Linked DNA regions of Mus musculus: all the other regions are linked to region 5. The links are chromatin loops, found by intact Hi-C in ENCODE. Cell type or tissue: heart. All regions are shown on one strand. Region 1 overlaps Ccdc162 (coiled-coil domain containing 162). Region 2 holds the start of Ostm1 (osteopetrosis associated transmembrane protein 1). Region 3 overlaps Snx3 (sorting nexin 3). Region 4 overlaps Sesn1 (sestrin 1). Region 5 holds the start of Cep57l1 (centrosomal protein 57-like 1). Region 6 holds the start of Afg1l (AFG1 like ATPase). Region 7 holds the start of Cd164 (CD164 antigen).

Region 1 (4,000 bases), 120 kb before region 5:
ACAAACACCATGAGAATGTCTTCCTGGCCGGCATGAACTACAAGTGACATTAAAGAAAGCTCTCCAGATAATACAGGAATGAATATATTATGGAAATCCAGGCTGTTCTAGAACTTTTCCAACCTTATCACTGTTGACAATTGAGGCATCATAATTCTTAGTTGCAGGATGTTCTGTGCAGTAGTGTGCGACATCATCCTTAGCCTCTGGTAGCTAAACATGAGATGCTCCAGTCGTCTATGTCCACTGCCCCCAAAACTCTGGAAGCCAAGAACATCTCCAGACACAAATATCTATTATCCCTACCCTTCCTCTCCCTCCATTGTGAACCCTGTTACACAAAAATGAATGGTGAGTACCAGGAAAACAGAAGGAAGGGAGGCAGGCAGGGAAGGAAGCAGGAGGGGAAGCAAGAGGGAAGAAGGAAAGCAGGTAGGGAGGAGGGAAAGAGGGAGGGAGGAGGGAAGGAGGGAGGCAGGGAGGGAGGTGGTAAGGAGAGAGGCAGGTAGGGAAGAGGGAGGGAGGAAAGAAAAGAAGGAAGAAAGACAATTATAAAGAGAAAAATTCTAAATGAACAACATTTTAACTTGCAAATAGAATCTCATTATCTTCTGTGATTAGCACTAACTACTTACTAAAGAGCTAACTTTATTTAAGAGGGGAAACAACTCATAACATGGACTACCTTAAATGATTTAATAGAAGTGAAGAATAAATCATTTAAAAACTTTAAATACTACATGATTATGCAAAGTTGAGAAGCTATATAAAAGTTCAGGGGTGTTTCATTGTCCTGCAACCTAAGCTTAGGGATTCTTCTGTCTTTGGTCAATATGATCAATATTATCAAATGTGCATACATAGTTTTAATTAATATCACAAGATGAAGTAATTCCTTTGCAAACAAAACAAAACAAAAACAACAACACTCGATGGAAGGACAATAGTCTATCAAATAGCAATCTACATTGATTTGCTTTTCTCTTGACGGTAGTAAGGCTGGCTGGTTTTCTCCCTCCCTCTCTCCTTCCCTTCTTCCCTCCTGTCTCCATCTCTCACTCTTATTACAATGTTGCAGGAATTTTAATGCAAATTATTTTCCTACTTTGAATTATTTTCTTAAGAGTGGTTTTCAGAAATAAACGTTTTTGTTTTTGTTTTTTGGCCTTTGGGAGATGGAGGTTGTTTTTTTCCTTGCAGAGTGGAAGACCGGCACAAACAGTATTTAGGCAGACCCGGTCAATCTCTCAGCCCAACAAGTTTAAGCTGAACTTAGCTGTGAGAACGAAATGATCTCTGATGAAGAAAGCATTTACACCAAGTCTGCAAATTACCCATCTCCAGAACACTTGCCCACAGGAGCTACCTAAAAGTCAGCTTGCTGATTCCTTTCTAATATACTCCAAGTATGTTTTCAGATTGCAAGATGACCCTACCTGCAACAGAAGCAGAGGAAGGTTTTCCGGTGTGTACTCTCGCCTTAGGCAGCTCTCTAGCTCCCTCTTGAGGACATCTGCCTGAATAACAAGGGGCTTGGACTCAGCCACCTAAACCCAAACAATGAATGAGTTTCAAACATCCTCAATCTACCAAATTTCAAATGTCAAAACATCCGATCTATCTAAGGATACAATGATTCGCACTTGCTTAGCTTAGCAATGAACAGGATGTGGGGCTGTTTTGTTCAAAAGTATCAGCTGTTTGCCGGGGTGGGGGTGGGGAGCTTTTCCTGCGAACTTCTTTCTCCCTTAGCTAAATCGAACTTGTTTTCCTGACTCCGCCCATGCCCCCCTCTCACCTGGAGAGTTCTCTTCAGAGCCGCTTCCCGTTCGCGTCTAAAGTGAGCGACATCCTTTGGTATTTGAACGGAGCTGCGGGGAGGTTTGTGCAACAGAAGCTGTGTTACGGGATGCTATGATAGAGCAGATAGCAGGCGGCCAGCCTGATCGCTGTGACCCTTCCCAACCTTTCCAGAAGGAATGTCACTCTGGCCCATGGTGGTGGTGGGGTATAAAGGCCACCCTCTTCTACTTTGATATACTTGATCTCTGCTAACCCTTCCCTGGCCAGTTTCTTTCTCCTCTCCAGAGTCTTTCCTCTGATTTACCCCAGTCCCCTACTCCACCCATGCGCGCGCGCGCGCACACACACACACACACACACACACACACACACACACACTTGTATTCCTTTTAGAGGGGAAATCTTGTGTCTGACACACAGTGTGCTTATTAAACCTTGTTGTCTTTTTAGTTGATATAGAACACTGACACTTTAATCACTGAAACAAAATGTTTTTATTTTTATGTTCATGGTGGGTTGTTGGAAGGTAGAAACGACATGGAACTATCAAATGGGAAATCCTTTAGGAAAACTTTAACCACACTTGCTGCCTCAGGAACACAGCTGGACCCTAGGAATCACAGAGCAGACATGGAGGATGGGCTGTTCAAGCCCAGAGAAGGGAGTCCTTCCCTAAGCTGGACAACAAGCGAGGAGTGGAGCTCGAGGACAGAAGATTAGTGCTGTCCCCATGGAGCTCAATGGGCAACGTGAGGCTTGGCAGCCCTGGGAATGCCAGAGGACAGCAGCAAAGCAGATTCCTAGCTTGCAGCCCCTGGCCAAGGAGCCACAGTGATATTTCTAAGATACACTTGAGGGAGCCAGAGGGACATAGCAGTAAGCTTACTTTGGTATTGTCCGCTTGGCCCCAAGAGTCCTGAGATAATGTTGTAAAATGCACTGGTAATGTGCTCCCTTGTTGGACAGTACTTCTGTTAAATGCTCTGTTAAGAGACTGGGGCGTAGCTCAGTGGCTAGAGCACTTGTCTTGCATGGGCAAGGCCCTGGGTTCAGTCTCCAATACTAAGGGGCGGGAACAGAAGGCAAGAAAAGGAAATACATGTTCTCACTTTGACAGTATAAGCAATAGGACTGGGACGCCACAGAAAAGATCAGCAGGGTCACTGGGCAAGGATGGCCCAAGCCAGCAAGTCCCTAGGGCCACAGAAGCCTAAACACCCACCTGGACACTTGGTGTCAGGTTTTTGAAGCTGGTATACTGGCTGGTTTTGTGTGTCAACTTGACACAGGCTGGAGTTATCACAGAGAAAGGACCCTCCCTTGAGGAAATGCCTCCATGAGATCCAGCTGTAAGGCATTTTCTCAATTAGTGATCAGGGGTGGGAGGTCCCATTGTGGGCGGTGCCATCTCTGGGCTGGTAATCTTGTTCTATAAGAGAGCAAGCTGAGCAAGCCAGGGGAAGCAAGCCAGTAAAGAACATCCCTCCGTGGCCTCTGCATCAGCTCCTGCTTCCTGCCCTGCTTGAGTTCCAGTTCCTGACTTCCTTTGGTGATCTACAGCAACGTGGAAGTGTAAGCTGAATAAACCCTTTCCTCCCCAACTTGCTTCTTGGTCATGATGTTTGTGCAGGAATAGAAACCCTGACTAAGACAGTTGGAGACAATCCATGCCTTATCTCTTCTCCTAGCCCTTGGTGGAGAGGGAGGAAAGAGGGAGGGATGGAAGGAGGGAGGAGGAAGAGCAGGAAGAAGAAGATCTTGAGAGTAAAATCAGCCATCAATGACAGGTATGTTGTCTGTTTTCTGAATCTTCATGGAGCAGAGAAGCAATGACCCACAAGACAGGGACGCAGCTATTGACAGGAAATCGCAGGAGGTTTCCCTTGCATTCTTGTCTCTCATCCTTGATGTGCTGGGAGCCAGAGCAGGCACGGGCTTGGCTGCCCAACTGTGTCTCTAGCTATGTCACTCCTCTCCTTAACCTCAATGCACCTGTGGGTGATCTAAAGGAGGCGGCAGAGCGTAAGCAGCCAGTTCACAGGAGATGCTCTTAGTTCAGCAAATGCTGCTCCTGTGATATTTGTCCACTTATCCAGAGGGCTTCATGGACATATAACTATTGCAAGGTCCAGGGCTCAGGGTGTTAAATGAGAACGTAAAATGTTTTAAAATTTAAATAAAGTAATTGATTAAAAAA
Region 2 (4,000 bases), 870 kb after region 5:
CATACACACACACACACACAGACAAAGACACTGGGCCTGGCATGGGCTTTCAAAACCTCAAAGCCGACTCCCAATGACACCTCTTCCAACAAGGCCATGCCTCCTAAATCTTCTGTAAGCAGTATGTTACTAGGGAGTAGACATAGAAAGATATGAGCCTATGGTGGCATTCTCATTCAGACCAGGACATGATGATAATAACTCCAGAGTCTCAGACCTTTGAACACTTGGTCCCCCGTTGGGGCACTGTTTGCCAAGGTTTAGGAGGTACAGCCCTGATGCAGTGTCACTGGAGGTGGGCTCTGAGAATGTAAAGACTCCCACAATTCCCATTCATTCTCAGCTTGTGCTCAGTGTTTAAGATGTGAGTTCTCAGTATCCTGCTCCAGCCTGTTGCTGCCTCCCCTGCCGCTGTGGATGCTAGCCCCCTGGAACCATGAACACAACACCTGCTGAACCATCTTGCTGGATGGCCCTACAATGGTTTTTTTCCTATCCTATTCTTTTTTTTCTTTCTTTCTCTTTTTAATTAATTAATTAATTATTTTACACTCCATATTTTATTACCCCCCCCAACTCTCCGACTGATCCACATCCCGTACCTCCTCCCCATACCTCTGTCTCTACATGGATGTCCCCACCCCTCACATCCTACTCTTGAGCACATTATATCCTGGCCTCTTGCTTTATTCCAGTGTCTACTGCAATGACTTATTAATAGGCTTTCTTTTGATTTGTTATTATGGTTCTCTCTCTCTCTCTCTCTCTCTCTCTCTCTCTCTCATGTCTCTGGGTTGACAGAATGCTTGCTTGCTTAGCACACACCAGGCCCTGGGTTTGGTCTCCAGCACCACAAACACCTGGCAATGGGGGTACATGGTGGCACTTTCAGCAGGGAGGCAGGAAGATCAGAATTTCAAGGCCATTCTCTGGTATAGCGCAAACATGTTTCTTAGTGTGTTAGAGAACTAGCCTGAGTTACATGAGGCTTGTCTCCAAGAAGAAAAATACCTATATGTATTAATATTATATAATGTATACATATTTATTATCATAACATATATTATACATTACATAATATACAATATAACATATTACAACATATCATAAAATGCTACGTGTCACATATTACATGTTATATATTAATATTACATATTATGTTACAATATGTTATGTAATATATGGTATAATAATCGTATAATATAGAATATATAATAATAACATAGTGGGGTATGCTCAAGTGTATGTATTAGGTAGGATTTCTATTGCGCTAAAACACTACACCCAGATCCGAGCCGTACACAGGTGTCACTAGTCAGATAGTTATATTTAAATTAAGTGACATTGGACAATTAGTTCTATCATCGTAGTAGCTACAATTCAAGGGTTCAGCTGCTACATGTGGGTAGTGGCTTCCCTATTAACTAAGACGTGGACTATATTCATCACCCCAGGAAGTTCTGTTCGGGGTAGATAGTTGAGAATTAAAATCAATCAATCAAGCCTTTTGAAGCCACAAGTTCCAAAACCAGAACTGCCAACGGATGTTATCCACTCTCCAGAGGAGATGAAGAAATTTTACTAATCCAGAGCCAATGAAAATGAACACCTGCCCAAACCATCAGTCTACTGGGTTTTTCTGGGAGCTCACTCGGCAGTCATCTCCCTGGAGTTCCAGCAACCAGAACAAACTCCACAGGCTCATGGAAGGCGGGGAACTGCAGGGTGCAGAGCGTGCAAGACGGAGGCCTGGGATGCACTGGGGTTGCAGCAGCTCTACAGACCTCCAAGCGGGGCGCGCTCACACCCGCGCGCCTCCGGAGGCAGGTGGGCGGGGCCGTGACGCACTCACCTCGTGACTCCACTCAGGGCCTGCGCCGGCCGAAGCCGGAAGCGGCTGCTGTCGGAAGCACCGGGCGAGCTATCTGTTACAGTCCGGCCCGGGGATGGCTCGGGACGCGGAGCTGGCGCGCAGTAGCGGGTGGCCGTGGCGGTGGCTGCCGGCGCTGCTGCTGCTGCAGCTGCTGCGGTGGAGGTGCGCCCTGTGCGCGCTCCCCTTCACCAGCAGTCGGCACCCAGGCTTTGCGGACCTGCTGTCGGAGCAGCAGCTGTTGGAGGTGCAGGACTTGACCCTGTCTTTGCTGCAGGGCGGAGGTCTAGGGCCGCTGTCACTGCTACCTCCGGACCTGCCGGATCTGGAGCCTGAGTGCCGGGAGCTGCTGATGGACTTCGCCAATAGCAGCGCCGAGCTGACCGCCTGTATGGTGCGCAGCGCTCGGCCCGTGCGCCTCTGCCAGACCTGCTACCCGCTCTTCCAACAGGTCGCAATCAAGATGGACAACATCAGCCGAAACATCGGGGTGGGTAGAGGAGCAGCCTCGGCACCTGGGGGGGGGGGGGGTTGGGAAAGTAAGGAAACGGCATTGGACGGTCTGTGGAGTTAGGGTATCAGAAACAAGCGGGTGACTTTAGGGGCTTATGGCTTGGAATGCTGTCCCCCTGGATGCTGTAAGCCGGCATCTTCTTGGGACAGGTTTGCTGGAACATTGCAGCGAACATACCCAGAGCCACCAGTTTCTATCAGTGTGACCTTTATTATTTTTCAAAGTATTGAGTTCGGTTCCATCCTGTTTATCAGCTTGTTCTCTGGCAAGTTAGTGACATTCTCTGCTTGTTTTCTCATCCGGAAAGTGGGGACAAAGAGAGGCCACACAAAGCGACATACAGTAATAGTTCGTGGTCGGTGAGTTGCCATTTTAGGATAGTCTGCCTTCTCTGTAACTCGAGAGCTTTCCTGGTCACTTGGAAGGTAATGTGAAGGACTTAATGAAGGCAAACCAAAAGAGGAAGACACAGTCTTTGCCTCTAAGAACTGTATAAATTAGGAAAGGATTACGGTGTCGGCCACCGTGAGAGTCACAGGGTTGCCTGGTAAAGGAAAAATAAGGAGGACACAGGGATTGGGGGTGGAAATGGTTCTTGCGTCCTGAGGGGCCAAGTAGTCTCATGAAAAATGTGGCTTCAGTTGCTTTAGAGGTCGTAATTGACTAAACTAAATAGAAATGTCAATAGGTGTATCTTGTTTTTAATCTAGCCTAATGTTACTAAGCAGATTTTTTTTTTTTTTGTAAATGGGGACATTCATTTGCATTAAGTAAAGTCCAGAGTCACTCTTTGTGGAAAGATTTGGCTTTCAAGGCAGTTTAAATAGGAGTGCATGCAGTATTTTTCAGATTCGCTCCTTTCTCTATGACTTTAATATGCAGCGTTGTATTTGATTTTGAGCAGTTACATTAAATAAGCTGTTTTTAGGGAGTCTTTTCATTCTATTTTAATTTAATTAATGTATTTATTTGTGATGAAGTTTCTTGTCGCCCTGACTGGCCTTGAACTCACCGAGTAGCAGAGGATCACTTGACCCCTCCTGCTTTCCCCTCCCAGGTGCCTAGATTACGGACGTGTCACTATGGTCTGGTTTTATGCAGCTGTGAATAGAACCCATGACTTGTCCACGCTAGACAAGCTGTGTACTAACAGAGCCCCAACCCTGTCTTTAAAGTAGTCTACCAAGTAACAGGCTGGCATCTCCTCACAGTAACAGTTTGTCCACTCTACATCTCCTTTTCTCCAAGTTCCTGCTTCACATCTCCGTTGTACCCTCCCACCTTCTGTAACTCCTCCCCCTTCCTTGTACCCTCCCACCTCTGTAACCTCCCCTTCCCCTCCCTCTCCGTTGTACCCCCAACTATCCATAACTCCTCCCTCTCCGTTGTACCTTCCGCACTATGACCCCCCTCTCCGTTTTACCCTCCCACCATCTGTAGCTCCTCCCTTTCCCTTGTACTATCTGTAACCCTTCCCCCTCCCTTGTATCCTCCCACCATCTATAACCCATCCCCCTCCCTCTCCGTTGTGCCCTCCCACCATTTGTAAGCCCTCCTTTTCAGTGTGACCCTTCCACTTTCATATCTCATGTGGTCTGTTACCCTCCCCCCTCCCT
Region 3 (4,000 bases), 700 kb after region 5:
TGAGTTTGAGGACAGCCAGGGCTACACAGAGAAACCCTGTCTCGGGGGAAAAAAAAAAGCCCTGCTGTCTTCTATTAGATGATTAGAAACTCAGATCTATATTCAGCTTAAAAGAGTCGGAAACAAAGGCACAAAGCTTTTCTCCTCCCCAAAGGAAGTAGTTTGCTTAATGCACAAGAGCTACTGTAAGTCTTTGGTACAGGCTGCAATTGTTTTTTTATTTAAAAAATACATTAAACTTGTTATATCTACACCCTAATTTTGGTGTATTCAGATGTTTTAACCCTTGGAAGGGCGTTCCAGTGTTGCCATGCTTGAGATGTAGAAGTTGACGTCAGCAGGTAAGGTGTGCCTGAAAACCAGCTGAGAAGATGGTCAGAGTCTGTTGTGAAGAGGTGACCAGGAGAGCGTTGGTCTAATGCTGTGAGGGGAGGAATTTCTCCCTTGATAGCTGTTCTATGGGGCCACAGCAGAGCTCCACTTAAGATGAAAGTGCACTTCACTCAGGACTGGGATGTACTTCCTCTCCGCTCTCATGACTTATCCCATAGCACTCAGGTTGAATGTCCCCTTTGTAGAGATTTTGCTGACCCTGCCTCACTAGACTAGCTTTACTTCCTGTGTGCCCTAGTTGCCCTGTTTCTTGTTGGTGGCTGTCTGTGATTCCTGGATCTCACTAGAAGTTCCTAAAAGATGAAGACTGTCATACACACCCTCGTCCCACACCATACACTGCTCAGCACAAAGTGGACACCTAGATTCACACCTGTTCAGGACATTAGCTTGCTGAAGGTCCTAACTCTTAGTGGTAAAGCTGGGATTTAAATCTGATAGAGTGTATACCTGTTCTACCAACCTCATACATCCATGGCATGTGGCGAGCTTTTGAGTCCCATTAGAGATGCTCTTAACTAGATAGATAAGGCTTGGGCATTGGTACTTTAACAAGTATCCCAGCAAGGCACTTTTGACACCTAATTAGGAATTTTCTCACTGTGTACTATGTGGTCTCCCTGGGAAATACAGGCAGTAGGGAAGACTGAGAAAAACAGAGCTATACTTGTTAGTAGCCTTGATGGGATTGGAAGGGTTCTAAAATAGTTATAATAAATACAAATATATCAGATCCTGTGAAAACAACTATGGATAATTTTCAAAGATAGAAAATGTGTTTTGGGGGCTGGTGAGATGGCTCGGCGAGTAAGAGCACTGACTGCTCTTTCAAAGGCCCTGAGTTCAAATCCTAGCAACCACATGGTGGCTCACAACCATCCATAACAAAAATCTGATGCCCTCTTCTGGAGTGTCTGAAGACAGCTACAGTGTACACACATATAATAAATAAATCTTTAAAAAGAAAATGTGTTTTGGCTGGGTAGTGGTGGCACACAACTTTAATCCTAGCACTTGGGAGGCAAAGGCAGGTGGATTTCTGAGTTTGAGGCCAGCCTGGTCTACAGAGTGAATTCCAGGACAGCCAGGGCTACACAGAGAAACCCTGTCTTGAAAGACAAACAAACAAACAAATGTGTTTTGAAGGAGAGGCAGTTTAATAGGTTAAAAACTGTCAGCTTCTATGGCTTGGTATTTGAAAAGGAGAGACCTAGACTGTACACACCTATGTCTGGTGGGTTTACCTTTAAGCGTATCTATTTTGAAGCCAGAAATCAAGAAAAGACGAATACATGTTTAAGAAAAAAAAAATCTTAGGTTTGAGTAGTTTCTGGGGGCTAGTTCCTTACTAACTGCTCAAAACATTGAGTTTAATAAATCATGGTAGCTCACACCTGCGGTCCCAGCACTTGGAGGCTGGAAGGGAGGATTGATAGGAGTTTGAGGCCAGTTTGGGCTACACAGTGAACTTCAGGCAAAAATAAAAGTTTTTTACAATTAGCCAATAAGTGAACACTTATAAACTATTGCGTGACAGATTCTGTATTGGTTAGGTGCTTGCCTACAAGATGAGGAGCCCTGAGACCTGGGCATATTGGCACACACTTTTATTCCAGCATAGTGACCTGAGATAGCCCTCCAGCAGCCCTGTAAAAAATTAGTTGTGATGGCAAGGGGAGGTGAACATGGAAGAAGCCTAGAACTTGTAGCCAGCCAGCCCAGCCTAATCTCAAAGTCCTGGTGAGAGACTCCTATCTCCAACGTGGGTGGATCCTGAGGAAAAGTACGAAAGATTGACCTCTGGCCTCCACCTGCACTTGGATGCACACACACACTCTGTGTGTCTGTCTCTGTGTGTGTGGGGGGGGGTGGGTGGTAGATTGAAGATGGGGAGAGGGAAAGAGGTAAGTTCAATTCTAGCTTGGTGCACACAGTGAAAATGTGCAGGATGTGTGGTGAGAACCCAAATCTGGCCAGGAGTATGGGTACAGAAGATGGGCCAGTAGAGGGAGCACCTATGTTTTCTGTACTTGACCTGCCTGGGTCGTAGAATACTGATACTGGATTCCGACTACTTGATTCCCCAGGACTCCTTGTTAGCGTCTGACTGAAACATTTCTCTACCCTCTTTCGCGGCTCCATAGACCCTTTTCTACTTTCATGTCTCCCCACATACATGAATAAGTTTTCAACTATACATATGAGAGAATGTATTTTTGTCTTTCTGAACCCAGAAATAATTCCATTTCCATCTATTTTCCTGCAATGTCACAGTTTCAATCTTTTTTTTTTTTTTTTTGTCCTGAGACAGGGTTTCTCTGTGTAGCCCTGGCTGTCCTGGAACTCACTCTGTAGACCAGGCTGGCCTCAAACTCAGAAATCCGCCTGCCTCTGCCTCCCAAGTGCTGGGATTAAAGGCATGTGCCACCACTGCCTGGCTGTTCATCTGTTAATGGACACCAAGGCTGGTTCTGCACACTGGCAGTTGTGTATAGTACAGCAGTAAACAAGGACGTACAGCTGCCTCTGGTTTGCTGACACAGAATCCTTAGACCTAAAGAGTGGTCGTAAATTATAGCTGGGTCATATAATCAATGAACCTTCATACTACTGGTGTCTATGTTCTAACTAACACCCACACAACTCTCCCAATTTACCTTTTTAAAGAAAAATGATAGCCATTCTGACTGGGGTGAGCTAAAGTGTTTTTGTGGTTGTTTTATTTTGTTTTTGGAATCTGAGGGTATTGGTGCACATATCTATGGTTTACCTGTGGGTTTCAGAAGATAACTTTTTTCTTTTTTTTTAAGATGTATTTATTTCATGTATGTGTGTCCACTGTAGCTGTCTTCAGACACACAGAAAGAGGATCTCATATCCCATTACAGATGGTTGTGAGCCATCAGGTGGTTGCTGGGAATTGAACTAAGGACCTCTAGAAGAACAGTCAGTGCTCTTAACCGCTGAGCCATCTTTCCAGCCCTCTGAAAGATAACTTACGGGAGTCTGTTCTCTGCAACGTTTGGGTCCTGGCGGGCTGTAGAGAAGTTGTCAAGTGTAGTGACAAGTGCTTTTACCAGCTAAGCCATCTGCCTGGCCCTTGAGATAGCATCAGTATTCTGATGGCCAAGGATGTTGAACACTTCTGTTACTTCTAAATGTTTTTTTAGCACTGTACGGCAAACCACCCTCAAACTGCTGGTTTATAACAATTTATTCCCACTCATTATTACCTTTGTGGTACCTCTGGCACTTACATGACTGTTAGCCAAATGACTGATATGTTTGGCATTTGATACTGTCACTTGCTACACAGACATAAGGACCTAAGTTCTTATCTCCACCAGCTACCAAAAAGCTGGGTGTGGTGGGCAGTGTCTTTAACCTCAAAACTGAGAGGCAAAGGTTGGCAATACTCTATGGGCTCATTGGGTATTGACTAAAATGATAAGCTCTGGATTCAGTGAGAAAACCCTGTTTTAAATAAGAAGATAGAAAACTGACTTAAGAGGGCTGAGACATGGCTCAGTGATTAAGAACACTGGCTGCTCTTCCACGGGACTTGAGTCTCAGCACCCATGTGATGGCTCACAGTTATCTATAATTC
Region 4 (4,000 bases), 79 kb after region 5:
TTGGGCATCAAAAAGGAAAAAGGTTCGATAGCTTGTACAGTGTAAGGATTTCTCCTGGTATTGCCAGGGCCCGGCTAGGTGACGTTGCTGACTGCCTATGGGTAAATGCCCGGCCCTAGCCCAGGAGATGGGAAACTAGGTTGCCTTTCCCTGAGTCCCGGGATGCACATTGCATCTTCCAGCCAGGGTTCCACCCAGCGAGCCTGTTCCCAAACTGAGTGTCAGCTTCAGGCTGGGCGCTTGGCCTTCAAGCTTGTTTTTGCTGGCCTGGTCCGCACGCTCCCCCAACCCCAGCGCCAAGGGGTGGGGCTACGAGTCCCCGCGGGCCGGCATTGGCGGGCGCGCCCGCCGGGCAGTGGAGTGACGGGCGTGGGGCGGGGCCTCGCGTCTTGTTTGTCGGAGCCGCCCGCCCCGCCCCCGCCGGGTGCTGACTGAAGCGCTGCAGCGACAGATCGCGGCCGCAGCCGTCCCTTCGACATGCGCCTGGCCGCCGCGTCGAACGAGGCGTACGCAGCCTCGCTGGCTGTCTCCGAGCTGCTGAGCTGCCACCAGTGCGGCGGGGACCGCGGCCAGGACGAGGTACTGGGCAGGCGAGGGCTGAGGGCGGTGGGGCTGAGCACCGCCGACACTAGCTCGCACCGGTAGCTTCGCAAACGCCCCCGAGGGCTGCGCGGCCTGGGCGAAGGAAGGGACTGCACCCCAAGATCACCTAAGGGGAGGTGTTGGAACAGAATAAGGACTGCTGTGCCCTGCCGGTGCGCACAAGTCAGAGCAGCAGAGCTGAAGTCTCAGGGCAAACAGCCTGTGGATTTCCCCCCGGCGTTCGGTCATAACTGATTGTTCAGTCACCCTTCCCTCGCCGACGTTCATTTAGAACCACATTTGAGTCGGTTAAATGGAATTTAAAAACAAAAACAAAAACAAAAAAAAAAAAACGCCGTCAAGACCTGTGCTGCTCATCGCAGCTCTTGCCCTTGTTTATTAAGCCATCCCTGCTGTGCCTGAATAGGCCTGCAGAACTATTTGAGATGGTGTGTGTGTGTGTTTTTAATGGTGCAAATAGGATGATGTTTTAAAATTGCTAAAAGTTGAACATTCAAAGGCTTTGAATCTAAAAGGATGAGAGTCAATACTGAAATTGGAATTGAAATCATATGTTGGGTTGTCTTAGTTCAAGAAGTCTAAATGTGAATAATTTCCTTGTTACTCTGCCCATTAAAATGACACAGGCCAGTTTTTTTTAATAGCCAATTAATCGGTGCACTATGTATAGTCATGAAAATGTAAACGACTCCATAAAGGGATTCTAGCTGTTAATGTTCATGGATATACTGCATGCTGGTTGTTTACACATACCAAAAACAACCTTCAGAAATAAATTTTTAAAGCTCAGTGGTAGTCTGCTATGTGAAAGGCTCTGGGTTCTATACTCAGTGTCAATAAATAAACCATAAACCATTGCTCTGGAAGCTTAAAGTGTGGAAGTGTTGAGTTAGCATTTATGGTTTGTGTATGCAGGCCACCCTAGATCCATCTGCTCCCATTCTTAGAAACGAACCCTAGTGGTCATGGCTGAACAGCTCTTATTGCTGACAGCGTTTTTGTGCAATATCCTCAGCTCAGACTTAGAATTTCCAAAGATCCACAGTAGCTTGTACATTGATTATGATAGTGCCTGTGAAATTGTATTCAACAAACTAGAAAGCTTTGCATAGCTGTATTTCACTTTAATACACTTAGCATGTAAAATAAACTAGGGACTGGTGTATCATGGGAAACTAGTCACTTTACAAAGGAAGCATTGGCACAGTTCTCAAGTAGCACGTTTCCAAAAATTGTTCTCCTCCTCCTCCCCATCTAACTCAGGGTTATGTACATGCTAGGTAACTCTGTACCACCGAACATGTCTCCAACCCAGTTGTAGGACTTTGAAGTCAGGAAGTTTTTCTTTTTCTAAACCATGGTCCATGGAGCACACACACACAAAGAGGTACCTAACTTCCCGTGTTTTTAAATAGCTTAGCAGTGTTAATGACAGAAGAAATTTAGTACATTTTTGCTGTAGTTTAAAAAATCTACATATAAACAACACTTCTAGCTCCTCAATTCTTCTGAAATACTTTGAATGTTAAAACATCCACATAATTCTAGATAGACAAGGACTCTCCCGGAAGGGGAGAGTGGGTTAGGACTTTCACTTTTTATAAAACATTTTGCTTTCTTTGCCTTGTTGAAATGCACTTTTGCCGGGCAGTAGTAGCACACATCTTTAATCCCAGCACTTGGGCAGGTAGATTTCTGAGTTCCAGGACAGCCAGGGCTACACAGAGAAACCCTGTCTCAAACACACACACACACACACACACACACACACACACACACACATACACAAAACCAAAAAGGAAGAAAGAAAGAGAGAAAGAAAGAAAGAAATGCACTTTCTACTTGTGTAACTTTAAAAAAAAAGATTGACATCAGTGTTATAAGATATAGTCTTAAATATCTAGATGGGCTTTTTTTAATGCATCAAGTAGACAAAGAAAAAACATGCTTCAAATAGTTTACTGATTTTCACCTAATTTTTCAAGTAGGTAGATTGACACCTCATAGAAAGTCTTTAATCTGTAGCCAGTCAATCATTCTTAAGGAGGCTGATGAAGGTCGTCGGAACATAAGCAAAGCATGTGATTAGACAGGGCTTTGGTCCACAAGCACTGTTCACACGGTGGCACAGGACGTACTGTTTCTGTGTGCTGTCAACGCCACTCAGAATGTCCATCTTCTGAGGATTAATCAGTATTGTTGTACATTGGTGAGGAAGCAGGTGCTGGTGTGGGCATGGCTTTCAGATATTGGTGTTAGTATTGTTGAGGGGTGGGGAGTCCTAGTTCTCATGTTAGCTTTTCCAGCCATGTCTTCACAGAGAACCTGTGAGGTTTATGCTGATTGCCATCTGCATCTGAGTTCAACAAGAACTTTTATTCTTGGCAGGTCTGCCTCCTAGAATCTGGATTGTAAGATTTGCTCAGAGTCTAATTGAATTCTCACAACTACAGAAGGGAAAATAGTTAAAGTAACCTACATAGGAAGTTAGAAAATGCATTCAGTTTGACTTGGGCTCTCACACTAATAAAGCATTAAAGACATTGGCTTCTTTTTCATAAAGATTATAAAAGACATATACATTTTGTAGATTTCAATATCATAAATCATATGTTCCTTTTTTGTAAATACTAGTACTTAAAACAGTACTCGGTTCCTAGCATGCTATGTCAGCTGCTATTGCTGCTCTTAATTTTTTATTACCATTATTAGCTCTATATGGGTTTGTTTGTTTTTCTTTTTTTTTTTTTTTTTGCCCCTTTATATCAGTTAAGGAATAAGCAGAAAACTAAAAAGCAGTTTCATTCTCAGACTGCACACCCCCAAGAGCTTTGTAAACTCTTCTGTAGGTATCATGAGGTAGATGTAGATGTGGTACTGTTGCTGCTGTATCTCCCTCATCTTCTCTTTACACCTTACTTACACATTAGACCTGCCCAGTTAAGAGTTTAAATGCTCTCATGGGAATTACAAACTTGCTAACAGAAGTCCTTATTTTGGCCCAAACCTCCTTTCCTACTCTGTTCTTTTTCTCTCAGGAGATGGTGCATGGAAATACTTGGCCATGCTTGGGATCAACCCTAGGGCCTTGCACATGCAGGGACAGCTCTCTCCACTGAGCTGGCCATCATTCCAGTGTGTGCTATACTTTGGGACTCTTCCAAGGTGAGGAGTCTTTATGCAAGCTTTAGTAAGAACAGGTAGGTCCTGTAAGAAAACTGTCATCTGTTGACTTTCTCAGAGGTCAGTCTGTGTGTGCTGGGTGGCTGGATAGAGCTACTCACTGTCCTGTCTGTACCTGGTCTGAGGTAAATTGGGATACACACTCAGCTCATCAGGAACACCCCATATAACTAGCCTTTTGTTTTTTGATTGACATAAAATTAATTAGAAAAGG
Region 5 (4,000 bases):
CTCAAGTGCTGGGACTAAAGGCGTGTGCCACCACCGCCTGGCCACATAAGTGTTCTAATAAGATGAGGGGTATCTTTCTCACTCTTCTGTAGAGGGATTTTAATTCGGCAACATAGCTACTCTGGTTAGAACACAGATACACCCTTAGTACACACCTTTAATCCCAAACAATGAAGGCAAAGTTTGTAGAAGGAAGCAGCTTTGTTTGAAAGTGAAGTCTAACAGAGAGGGAAACAAAGTGATGAATCAGAAAAAGATTCAGTAGACTAGGATCTACCCAACTCTCATGAGAGAGGAGAGAGAGGCAACATAGGAGGGAGCAGACAGAGGGAGAGAGGAAAAGAGACAGTGTTACCGGGAGAGTTTTACAGAGACAGGGTGAAGAGAGAACAAGCTAGACATGACAGGCTGAGCCAGAGAATAAGGAGGAGCCAGAAGAGTAGAACACATTGCTAAAGTTAGTTTGAAGCCAAGCAGAGCAATTCAGTCAGAAGCAAGAGACGCCAGTTTGAATCAGTCAGAGGAGTTTGGGCCAAAACAGCTGAGTTGAACCAGAGAGCAAGAATTCAGAAAGAGCTAGAAAGAGTGAGCTTATTCAGCAGGAAGTCTCAAAAGCTGGAAACACTATAGGCCTTTACAGAAGCTAGAAGCTTGCAGGATTGGGCCTAGATTAGCTGATGGAGGCAGTAAGCCTCCAGACAGCAATTACAGCAGGAGAATAAAAGTTATTGTTACACTTTTCTCATGTTAAAAGCCTCATTAATTTTTATGGTTTTGGATTTTTCAATGAGTGTATTGTTTGCATGTATGCCTGTGCCCCAGGTTTATGCCTGGTGTCTACTGAGGTTAGAAGTCATCAGATCCTCTGGAACTAAAGTTATGAATGGCTGTGAGCTGCCAAGTTGGGGCTGAGAATCGAACTTAAGTACTGTATAAGAACAATTCTTAACTACTGCACCATCTCTTTAGTTCCAGATTAATATTTTATGACTATGTTTACTTTGTAAAACAAAGGATTAAAATCGAATCCGATTACCAGTCTATTAAAAACCTTCCAAAAACACCTTTAGAGAAATGACCATATCGTTCAAAGATAACACATTTAGGAGGTTTTTATAGGCTTCTTTTCATACAGAACCTTCCAAACCTAAGGACATTTGAAGTTCTTTTCAGTCTCAGACACAAGAGACTTGCTTTCAAAGATCCCCTTCGGATGCTATCTGACTGAGCAAAGACAGCACAAAACAGATCCCTGTAAGGGCAAAGGTGCAATGGCAACGCTTAGGGATTCCTAATCCATTCAGCACGGGCCTATGTGCAAGAGGACAGCAGAAGCAGCGGCGTCGGTTTTTTGTTTTGCTTTTTTGTTTCTTTTCTTTTTTTTTTTTTTCCAGTTTGCCTGTCTTAAGGCTGCTCCTTGGCCTTCCAAACAATGATCCCCAAATCCTTGCCTCAGTCACCCAACCAAAGGTGTTGAGCACCTGCACTATTTCTCTCCCGGCAAGCCACGACGGAAAGGAAGCAATCCCAGATGGCGTCGGCACCAGAGTTTCCGAGGGGAAAAAAAAAATTTTTTTTCACTGAACGGGTCACAACCAAGCCTACCACGCTTACCAGATGGACGCTCCCAGTTAACCACGGCCTCCAGAACCGTTGGTTCGCGGGCAAAGACAAGTGTCGCGGTGGCATCTGGGAATTGTAGTTTCTGTCGCAAACAGAGCGCGTAGTTAGCATTACAACTACATTTCCCAAAAGCCAACGCAAAGCCCTGCCTGCTTGGCTGTCACTCATAATTCTATCCCATTTCTACTTGGAATACTATAGAGCACCTTTATTTGTTCGGCTTTTCTTGTTCGATAAACATCTCCGGGCATCTGTACTCCTTACTTTTCTTTCCCCTTCTTCAAACCAGCGCCTCCAAACGTCGAGAAAGGACAACACCGCGGAAAGCGCATGCGCCCTGGCCGGCGTCGCGCATGCGCAGCAGCCGGTCTTAGTCAGTGGCGCGCTGGACTCGGGGTCCGGAGGTACTCTGCCCGAGGGCGGGGCTGCTTCCAATGGCTGTCTTTGCGGGTCGCGTGTGCCTGGGCGGAGAGGCAGGCATGGGGCAGGGGCGGCTCCCGGCGGTCCCGGGCGGGGACAGGGGAGGGGCTGGGGGTGAGGACCCCGTCTCCCCTCCCTGCTCCCGCCCTCTGGGCCGATCCCCACCGACGGGGCTGGGCGAAGGGGCGGGCTCTGTGCCTGGGGCCCTTTGCTTCAGCCGTGCAGCCCTGGGCTCGATGACTGCTGGATTGCGGGGTGCCCTCTGGCTTGGCGGAGGTGGGCGAGGACAGAGGAGTAAGAGGAGCATCGGCGTACCCCGGGGGACAAGAACCGGCAGGGTTGGGGACGCCGCCCTTAGTCGCCGCTGACACTGTGATTGGCGGACACTGCTCCCCCGGAGCACCGGAGCCTCGGGCCCCAGCAGCTAAGGGCCAGGGTCTACCGCCTACCCCGCCAGCACCCGCCCGCTGCCCTGCCGCGGCGCTAGGAGGAGCCGAGGGGGGCGGAGACTGGTGTCGGAGGAGGGCGGGGTGGGAACGGTCGAGAACCAGCCGCTGCACAGACAAAAAATCGAATGGCTGGAGAACCTTCTACTGTTTACCAGCCTTTTGGGACCAAGCACGGATTTGACAGCTCCACAACGTGAGGATATCCGCTGACCCTGCGACACAGAGAACACTTCCCCGGGACTCTGTGTCCAGCTAACCAGCTCTGTGAGATTGCAACTTTCCAAGTTTGTTCTTTTCAATCTCTGTCAGAAGACTGCCCTCGTGTAGGAGAGGGTGCCTGGGTGATCCGCCTTGTGGATCGATTTGAAAGCATCAACTTTAAAAAGCACGTGTGATTCCCAGTGCCATCCAGACGCCTGCTTTCACGACGGCTGGATTTCTCTGACTTTATTCTTAGCGTTTCTCGTTGTTTTTGTTTTTTGTTTAAAAAACAAACAAACGACGGGCTGCTTTGGGGGAATGCTGAAAGGTAACTGACTAAACGCTGAAAAAGAAAAAGCTCTTGATTGTCATGGCTGAAGGAGAGAATGAAGCGAGATGGGAGGGACTGTGCAGCAGAGACACGACTACTAGAGAGACAGCACTGGAAAACATTAGGCAGATCGTTTTGAGAAAAACCGAATACCTTCGTTCAGCGAAAGAGACACTTTCCCGACCTTCAGACGGACTTTCAAACGCGGTTTCTTTGGATGGGATGAATAAACTTCTTGCTCATCTGCTTATGCTCTCTAAGAGATGTCCCTTTAAAGATGTGCGAGAGAGAAGCGGGCTCATTCTGAAGAGCGTCGAGGTAAGAGCAGTTTTAGAGTGACTTAACTAGCCGATGTGATTTGACTTAGTTATTCCCGTCGCTTTTGCTTCCATGGGGGTAGTCTAACTGGTTAGCTGTTAATAATGACATCACTAGGCATTAGAGGGTTCTGTAAAACGTTCAATGTTGGGCCCAAATGGAACAGGCTAAACTAAAAACGGTTTTCAAAAATAGATGAACAGGAATTGTTTTTATGGTGTTTTTGGGTAGAAATGGCATTGTCTGTGGAATATAATATATATGAAAGGTCTGGTTAATTAAAATCCAGTCTTTGTCATTTTTTTTCTGTTTGTTGCCAAGTGTAGCCAGTGCGCTTTTCACATTGTTATGGTGTGGAAAGTTTCACACTGAAAGCCTCAAAAATGAGGAGTTGCATGAAATATTTCCTATTTGTTCAGAGTAACTGGCAGGATAATTTTTTTCTGGCTCTTTAACAAAGACAGGATTTCATTTTCTAAAAGCATCCTAAAACAGAACTAGAAAACAATAATAAAAAACAGCCTAAGTCATAAAGAAGGTAACTCTTGTCCAGGTGGAAAAGTTGGACCCAGAGTTGGGCGTTCAGTAGCTTACTCTCCATACTCCCAGGAAGCTGAGGAATAATGCCACCAGGAGTTCGAGACCAGCCTGGCGAGCA
Region 6 (4,000 bases), 670 kb after region 5:
GCGCAAGAGAGGACAAGTGGTGGGTGTTGGTACTTCCCCTCTGCCATATGGGTCCTAGGGATTGAACTCAGGCTTGATAGCAAGGCCCTTTGCTAAGTGGGCCATGTAAAGCTCACAGTCTGGTATTTATTTCAATGACTGAGGGGGGAAAAAAACCTATCTTGAGACGATGAGAATCGGCATTTGCATATATATACTCTGTTAAATTATATCCGATTTTGAAGGTATATAAAGAAGCTCTTGGAGATGAGGAAAGGTGACTGAGGAAGACCATGAGAATAACGTCGTTCATTTGAAAATATCTGCTCATCAGACACCAATCACCATCCTACGTGCCAAGGAAATAAGGACACAGGGTTTGCTGTCTTTTGAGAAACCAGTCCAGTGAAGAGAGGTAAAATTAGCACTTCTGGGAAAGAGCAGCAGGAGGTTCTCAAGTTCGTGGCCAGCCTGTACCACACAGTGAGACCACGTGATTGTAATTTGGCTAACCACTCATTCACAGACACATGACAGTAGAACGAAAGAATCGAAGGTCAGGGGCAAAACAGATAAATGACAGACAAACAGACAAAGTGATGCCCTAGGAATTTAAGACTGCATCGAGAAAATGGGCGGGGAGGGGGCATAGGGTCCCTGACTGACATGACCATTAAGTCCATCACCAGCCTTAAGAGCCCAGATGGGTTGGGGTGAAAGGCTCCCCACACACCAACCCCATCTTGCTTACCCCCATCCCTCCAAGCCGGGCTCTTGCACACCTGCCCTCTCCAGGCCTGGGTTACCTGGGGAAGAACTGGGTTGGCCTCTGACCCTCAAATGGAAGTTACTCTGGGCAGCTGCCTGAGGCGCTCAGCGCTCTTTGGGGCAACGAGATGCAAAAGGTCAATAGACACGAACTCGTCTCTAGGATCCTTACAACTTGTGAAGCCACGGGTGCAGCTGGGAGGGATCAGACAGTGGGGTGACCCCAGGGCCTTGCGCGGCCCGCTCGTGACACGGTCACTGACCTTTCCACAGGGGTTTCCCAGGGCCAGGGGCCGGAGGAGGGATTGCGACGACCCGCGCCCCGCACCCAACACCTCTCCCAGTCAGCCGGCTGCGCGCGGCGGAGCGCAGAGTAACCAAGGGCGACCAGGAGGCCGCCATCTTGAGCTCCGTACAGGGAGGAAAACTTTATTGTAACCCAGAAGACGCGACGGAGCAGCCGGGTGCTGTGGCGCTCCAGGAGGCCACGCCTGAAAATGAGAGAGCGTTAAAGAGAGATGACCTCAAGCTTAGAAAGGCTGCAACGCCTGCCCTTCACGCCTTCCGGTGGGCCTTGGGACTACAAGTCCCGAGAGGCCTCGCGCCTTGAGGGGGCGTGTCCTGACAGTCGCGGGTGCGCCCCACCCCGCTGAGAGGCGGCTAGAACCAACTCTCCACCCCGCCCCCACTGAAACCCTAGTTCTCCAGGCCTGAGAAACCAATTGTAGCTTGTAGTAATAATCGTGAACCTTCTAAGACCGCATAATATGAAGGTGACCAAGAGGTATATATTATACCTCGTCCAATCTGCTATAATATAGCCTCAATTTACTTTTCTTTCGGTGTCCAACGTGTCTCTGAAGGGTACCTGAAATGTGTTTCTGCCACTTTCTGTTTGAGCTGTTGAGTAATAGAAATTATCTTCTATATAGCACATGTTTTCATGCTTTGAAGAAGCTTATAAGTGGGACAGGAAAGCCAAAGGGCCCAGACTGACAGCTGGTGGATGTGGCAGTCATGGGATGGTGTGACCACTTGAATTTGCGACTGCCCTCATTTGAGGCTGGCGACCCTTTGGCTAGATGAACGCTGCAGCTAAAGACAATAGTGGGATCAAGGAGAGAGCACTGTTGTGGAGGAGTACGGAGATTATATTTTTGTCTAGGTGTGTGTGTCCTATATTGAAAGCGATTCTTCTGGAGGCCAGAAGTGGGCATTGATCCCCCCAGAGCTGGCTGAGATTAAAGGCAGCTGTGGGCCACTCAACGTGGGTGCTACGAACCAAACCCTTGTCGGCTGCATAAGTTACACATTATTTAAACAGTTGAGCCACTTCTCTAGTCCATACAAGATTAACTTTTAACAAAAGACAAAGACCTTCCCAGGGGTTGTCGGGTGGTGTTCAGCTGATAGAGTGTTTGCCTAGTTAGCAGGAAGCCCAAGATTCACCAGTCTGGGAAGAAAAAGCACAAACAGCAATCCTAGCATTTGGGAAATGTAGACAGCAGGGTTAGAAGTCCAACTACATAGTTACATCCTTAAAAATAAATAAAACAACAACAACAACAACAAAAAAGTAAACCCTTCAACCGTGGATCATATCTAAAAGACCTGAACATTTAGCTGGGAATTATGGAAAACAAGAAAGTCTAGCATTCCTAGGAAGGAGGAAACAAAGTTTCAATTGTGTGACCAAAAAAGAGAACACTAAGAAGAATTCCAGGAAACCAAATTGTGGTCACCAGAAGAGGAATTCTGAAGAAACAGGAAATGGAAGGTGTAGTATGGCAGAGTAACTTCAAGCCTTTTCTCTGCTAATATGTCAAAGTATGTACCCACCCCGATGGGACTGAAGATAGTCTAAAGAGACACTTGTGTCTTCTTTCCCTTTGGCTATTGCACTACTGAAACAATGGCCCTAAGAAATCAAACTGCTCCCAAGAATCCCACGCTGGGACAAGGAAAAGGTTGAAGCCTGGTGCCAACCAGAAAAGGGAGAAGCTGGGCTCCCGGAAGTGACGTCACACGGTTCAGACAGTGCAGAACCAGCTTGTAGGACACACTGGAGCTGGGCAATGGTGGGCCAGTGATGCACAGGTCACACCTGACCTGGACGGCTGAGTTGTTGTACCTCTTTCCTACGACTTAAACCCAAGCTTCCAGTCAGGATCTCAAAGATGGATTTGGATCTCTCTCTCTCTCTCTCTCTCTCTCTCTCTCTCTCTCTCTCTCCCCCCTCCCTCCCTCCCTCCCTTCTTCCCTCTCCAAGCTCTGACCAGAACAACCGTATCTGCTGATGTACACATCCAGTCTTGGAACTCTAGCTCCATAGACCAGGCTGGCCTTGAACTCAAAGAGATCTGCCTACCTCTGCCTCCTGAGTGCTAGGATAGAAAAAGTGTGCCGCCCCGCTCGCTGCCTGGCTGAAGCAACCTGTTTTTAAATTTTTTTTAGGTTTATGAGTGTTTTGCCAGCATACATAGCTATGTATCACATGTGTGCCTAGTACCTAAGGAGACTGGAAGAAGGCACCAAATCTCCTGGAACTGAAGATGGATGGTTGCGAGCCTCTGCATGTGTATTGGGAGTTGAACCCAGGTCCTCTTGACAGAGCAGTCCATGTGCTCTTAACTGTTCCGCTGTCTCTCCTGCTCACAAGCTGGTTTTTTTAAAAAGGTCTTCCACTACCCAGAACTGAAATAAATAAATAAGTCTCACACAGCACTCCCAATTTTATATTCTCGTCTTATATAAAATTATAATTTCACACAACACTGCCAATTTTATGTTCTCCACAACACTCAACACCATATGGTACCTACTGTATAGTCTACACACTACAGAGCCTGAACTGAAGGTGCTGTGCACAGTAGGTAAACAGTGACACTTCAGCCTCAGACCACAACACTGTGCGTTGCTAGGTGATTAGTTTATTATCTGCTCTTCCAAGAACTGAGGCTCCCTGTGCTTGGTATGCTCACAGCTGTGTCCCCAGACCTGGAATCACGTCTAGCTTATAAGGATTTTTTTTTTAAACTGAAAGAGTAATTTCAGTAAAAATACAAAGTGTACTGTTTAAAGGACCTGAGGGGTTGTTACGGAAAACTGGAAAGTGTTGCAGAGTCACCCATGATTCTTAATGCCACTGCTGGGAAGGGGACATGGAGGGAGCCCAGCATCCACACTGGAGAATGTGGGGTGTGTGGTCCCTTTCTACCACCCACCCCCCCCCCCCGACCCCAGACCAACATCA
Region 7 (4,000 bases), 290 kb before region 5:
TTATTGTAAATATAAAGGCTGCAAGTGTGTCTTCCATCTGGGAGCTCAGTAACCAAAGGTGGGGTAGAAACCTCAGGCTATTAGACATTAGAGAGTGATAAAGAAATTAGAAAATAGGCTTAGGAAATTAGAAAGTAATTTCTATAACATGTGTGCAGTGGTTCTTATGACCACCATTTAAAAGTATACATCCTGACACTTCCATGCCGGAAGTAGAGGCAAGAAGGTCAGCAGTTCAAGGTTAACCTTTATACACAGTAGTGTGAGACCACCCTAGACTACCTGAGACCCTGTCTCAAAATAAAATTTAAAAATCCAATAATTAAAATTAAAAATGGCATTTGCCCCCAACTATCAACTGATTACTTGGTAATGAGTGAGTGGTTTAGTAACACCATGTCCCAGATTCTTGAAGTTTTACATCATACTTTTTAAGTTAAACATGCTTGTTTTGGACTGCAAAGCAAGTGAAGACATTTCTAATGATGCCTGGCACAGCAGATACCCAATAAAAACTCGGTAATGTCTCCCCACAAAACCAGTCCAGTGACAGTGTGTCATCATTTCAAGGAACATTAACACTGTCATACTGTGTTGTGGCCAGTTTTCACTGATACCATATGTAATGGCTGGTTGTGTGTCACCTTGACACAAGCTGGAGTTATAACAGAGAAAGGAGCTTCAGTTGAAGAAATGCCTCCATGAGATCCAGCTCTAAGGCATTTTTCTCACTTAGTGATCAAGGGTGGGAGGGCCCATTGCAGGTGGTGCCATCCCTGGGCTGGTAGTCTTGGTTTCTATAAGAAAGCAAGCTGAGCAAGCCAGGGGAAGCAAGCCAGTAAGTAACATCCCTCCATGGCCTCTGCATCAGCTCCTGCTTCCTGACCTGCTTGAGTTCCAGTCCTGACTTCCTTTGGTGATGAACAGCAACATGGAAGTGTTAGCTGAATAAACCCTTTCCTCCCCAACTTGCTTCTTGGTCATGATGTTTGTGCAGGAATAGAAACCCTGACTAAGACACCACAGGAACTTTTCAATAAACCAAATTAATTAATTCAAAGGTATTTCCCTAACATTAAAACTGTTTTCTTCCTTACTTTCCCAAAATGGAACCACTACCTTTTACACAATGTAAATATTTGATATGCATAATATCTGATATGTGACCCCAAGAGGGTCTAGCACACTAGTTTTCAACTAAGGTTGTTGATTTTACCATTGGGGCACACTGAAAATGTTAGGGGGGGTGGTGTTGGCACAAGGGAAGTGTAGGGTGTTTTCTACCCTCTCCTAGATAGAGGCCAGGTTGTTATTACACAACCTATAGAGACTAGACAGGAAGAGTCAACTAGCCACAATAGCGTCAAAGTTGAGAAATAAGACAATAAATGGAATTTGGCTCCTTTAAACTGAAAATAAAGCTGATTCTACAGCAGTGAAAATGACTTTGGAACTAAATCTTGATCTAGTACTGTATATGCTATTAAAATAAACCGAGCCAGCAGTTTGTTAGTCTTGAAATTGTCCCCTTATAGAAACGAAAGGAAATCTGATGACTATAGTTGGAACACTCAAGTGACAAGCTGTTAAATCAATGGTCCCCACAGCAGAGTGTGTTCATCCTAGGGACAAATGAGATCATCGATTTGGGAGCAGGAAGAGGAGATGGAACATAACCTCTGCTTTAAAATCTCCAAACAGAAGTTCTTCTTTTAGCCTAGGTGTCATGTGAGGCGTTTGAGAGAACAGCAGCTTCTCTAAAGCTCTTATGATGACTATTTGACTGCACCTTAATGCTAAGACCATTGATTTGGTCAGTCACAACCCACTGGCTCATATTTATTTTACAGAGTACACCCACAAAGGAACCACATTAAATTCATTACTGGCAGAAATAAGGGCTTTCAATCTTTCGCTAAAGTTGTAAAAATGCTTTTAGAGTCATTTTTTAAAATGCATACTACAGCGAAACAGACACCACCGAAACATCTGATATTCTTGTTATTAGGGTCACATGCATAATTAAAATTATGACATTAAAATTGTAACATAAAATATGGCAAACGCTAAACAATCAAGACAGCATAGTGCAAAACCCAGGGACTCTTGCATGAGGGACAATCGTTCTACCAAATGAACTACATTCCTAGCTCTACCTATCATTTTCAAGTCTCATTTAAAAAAAAAAAAAAAACCAAAACCACCTACTATAAGCATGTCAAGCGTTGATTATTTTGTGAGACCCGGCATCAGATGGCGCTCACGACTAAAGAGAGCCAGAGTCCGCCAACAGGCACTGAAAATGCCTGTTCTGCCACTATGCTATCCTAGTGTCAGGGTCAGGTCACTTTCCCCAAGTCTCATACTTCGTCGCTCGTGATGTGGGGATAGGAAGAGGCACGAAGGCTTTTCATCCCTAGCCGTCTTCCTCTCTGACCACAGTGATTGGGGCTGGGACAGATCGATCCCTACTGCGGATCTCTGAGTGACTCGGAAGAAGCAGGTGAGGCAAGGGCACCGGTGGCGGTTACGACAAGGAAGCGTCCGGGACAGATCACTTTCGGTCCCACCCACAGCTACGGGCACTGAACCAGTGGCCCGGCAAACTCTTGGATCCCGTGGTTCCGTCATTACTGAGTCCCCGAACTCTCAAAAACAAAAATTCACACTTAAAAATAAATCAAGCTTCACGGAAGAAAAGGCGGCTCCTACAGAGCCCTAGGCGAGCGCGGTCAGCAGAACTCAAGCTCAGCGGTCTCAGAGCCTCCGGGCTTCTTACCCGCAGCGCGCTACCGAGGGGTCACGTGACACCTCGCGGCCCGCCTCCCAGGCGGCGCAGGTGGACGCCCCTCGCTACGTCACGTGGGCAGTTCCATCCTTGCCAGGGCGGGGGGAGATCATCCGTGGTGCAGATGTGAGGAAAGCTCCATTGTGCCGCGCGTGATCCTCCCAGGACAAGAAGGACGGCTTGCGACGCACGGACTGCTGCCCTAGAGGTCTCCGCGGCCGCTTCTCTCCCTCCGGCCGGCTTCCTAGTGGTCTCGCCCGTTCCGCCCCGCCCCGCCGGGCTGCTCACGTGACCGGCGCGCGCTCCCGCGGGGCGGGCTTCTCGGGGGGCGGCGCCGCAGGGACGCAGTGCTAGACGGAGCCTGCTTTGCCGCAGCTTTTCTCCCGGACGCCTGGGCTGAAGACACAATGTCGGGCTCCTCCCGCCGACTGCTCTGGGCCGCCACCTGCCTCGCCGTGCTCTGCGTCTCGGCCGCGCAGCCCAACATCACCACCCTGGCTCCCAACGTGACCGAGGTGCCGACCACGACCACCAAAGTGGTCCCGACGACGCAAATGCCCACCGTGCTACCAGGTGGGCGCCCGCCGCACGCGCCGAGCCGGTGGGGACTCGCGCAACATGGCCGCCCGGCCGGAGGACGGCGGCCCGACGGGGTGGGGGGCGAAGGCGACAGGCGAGCTAGGCCGCGAGCGTTGCCCTCAGAGGCGCCATCCCCCCAAGCGCCTGGTAACTCCGCGCCGCAGCTCGGGACGGCGACGTGGCTTGCTTCCGCGGTGGCAGTTAGGAGTAATTGGACGAGGCGACGCGCCCCGCGGTCGGCGGGGTGCGCAAACTTTGGGCTCGTGGGACAGACTCTTGTCCTCCCCTCGAAACTTCTCCGGAAGTTTCTAATGAAGGAGTTCGGGATAGGTGGGGGACATTTAGAGATGAGTTGGGTGTCCCTTTGCCCCCTCCCACCAGCGAGCCTCCTGTAACTTCACGTTGACTTAGCTGAGCGGTGTTGGCTGTATCTGAGATTTGAGTGGTAAGGGAAGAACGAGGCTTGTGGCGGATGATGAGAAGTGAAACCTAGGGACATATAAAGAGCAAGATGTGATCTCCCGGGGGCCTGTGTTTTAAGGCTGTGGAGTTAGGTTGAAATTCAGTCTGTCCGTTTTTCTGAAATCCGATCAAGGAACACGCCTTTTGTTCAACTCTAGGGTTCGTTAAGGC

Evidence for each region. A loop is a pair of places that touch in the nucleus more often than their neighbours do. Peaks named below come from ENCODE experiments on the same cell type or tissue, not always from the same donor. Only the 100,000 strongest peaks of a DNase experiment are listed, where the experiment ranks them.
Region 1: it touches region 5 in a loop (2.3-fold over the local background); 4 of 42 quality-filtered maps call a loop at or near these places.
Region 2: a loop joins it to region 5, with 2.3 times the contacts of the local background. A loop is called at or near these places in 2 of 42 quality-filtered maps.
Region 3: it touches region 5 in a loop (2.6-fold over the local background); 5 of 42 quality-filtered maps call a loop at or near these places.
Region 4: a loop joins it to region 5, with 4 times the contacts of the local background. A loop is called at or near these places in 10 of 42 quality-filtered maps.
Region 6: a loop joins it to region 5, with 2.9 times the contacts of the local background. A loop is called at or near these places in 4 of 42 quality-filtered maps.
Region 7: a loop joins it to region 5, with 14 times the contacts of the local background. A loop is called at or near these places in 14 of 42 quality-filtered maps.

The regions. Positions count from the first base shown.
Region 1 is chr10:41,688,589-41,692,588 of GRCm38, forward strand. Ccdc162 (coiled-coil domain containing 162) reads right to left here. Exons shown (of 48, transcript NM_001358562.1): 3 at 1,799-1,871; 4 at 1,437-1,547. Among named protein-coding and RNA genes, the nearest start is that of Mir3473b, 20 kb to the left of the region's middle. In heart, a CTCF peak has its summit at 1,509 (motif pointing left); no DNase peak of the experiment used is centred here; H3K4me3 peaks cover 999 bases; H3K27ac peaks cover 542 bases.
Region 2 is chr10:42,677,038-42,681,037 of GRCm38, forward strand. Ostm1 (osteopetrosis associated transmembrane protein 1) reads left to right here and starts at 1,879. Exons shown (of 6, transcript NM_172416.3): 1 at 1,879-2,360. The coding sequence starts at 1,947. In heart, a CTCF peak has its summit at 1,784; a DNase peak (open chromatin) is centred at 1,874; H3K4me3 peaks cover 2,486 bases; H3K27ac peaks cover 1,455 bases.
Region 3 is chr10:42,507,962-42,511,961 of GRCm38, forward strand. All of the region lies in intron 1 of Snx3 (sorting nexin 3), which reads left to right. Among named protein-coding and RNA genes, the nearest start is that of Snx3, 7.9 kb to the left of the region's middle. In heart, a CTCF peak has its summit at 2,396 (motif pointing right); no DNase peak of the experiment used is centred here.
Region 4 is chr10:41,887,017-41,891,016 of GRCm38, forward strand. The region is part of intron 1 of Sesn1 (sestrin 1); the gene reads left to right. Among named protein-coding and RNA genes, the nearest start is that of Gm33058, 70 kb to the right of the region's middle. In heart, CTCF peaks have their summits at 492, 749 and 1,565; DNase peaks (open chromatin) are centred at 325 and 2,745; H3K4me3 peaks cover 1,917 bases; H3K27ac peaks cover 1,123 bases.
Region 5 is chr10:41,807,959-41,811,958 of GRCm38, forward strand. Cep57l1 (centrosomal protein 57-like 1) reads right to left here and starts at 1,910. Exons shown (of 11, transcript NM_001243074.1): 1 at 1,830-1,910; 2 at 1,615-1,705. The coding sequence starts at 1,689. Sesn1 (sestrin 1) reads left to right here and starts at 2,616. Exons shown (of 10, transcript NM_001162908.1): 1 at 2,616-3,342. The coding sequence starts at 3,064. In heart, CTCF peaks have their summits at 1,910 and 2,531; DNase peaks (open chromatin) are centred at 1,723, 2,133 and 2,423; H3K4me3 peaks cover 3,186 bases; H3K27ac peaks cover 2,532 bases.
Region 6 is chr10:42,477,253-42,481,252 of GRCm38, forward strand. It overlaps Afg1l (AFG1 like ATPase), which reads right to left and starts at 1,313. Exons shown (of 13, transcript NM_145743.2): 1 at 1,011-1,313. The coding sequence starts at 1,149. In heart, CTCF peaks have their summits at 7 and 1,283; DNase peaks (open chromatin) are centred at 1,199 and 1,828; H3K4me3 peaks cover 1,464 bases; H3K27ac peaks cover 2,142 bases.
Region 7 is chr10:41,516,340-41,520,339 of GRCm38, forward strand. It overlaps Cd164 (CD164 antigen), which reads left to right and starts at 3,161. Exons shown (of 6, transcript NM_016898.2): 1 at 3,161-3,361. The coding sequence starts at 3,196. In heart, a CTCF peak has its summit at 2,274; a DNase peak (open chromatin) is centred at 2,982; H3K4me3 peaks cover 2,308 bases; H3K27ac peaks cover 1,741 bases.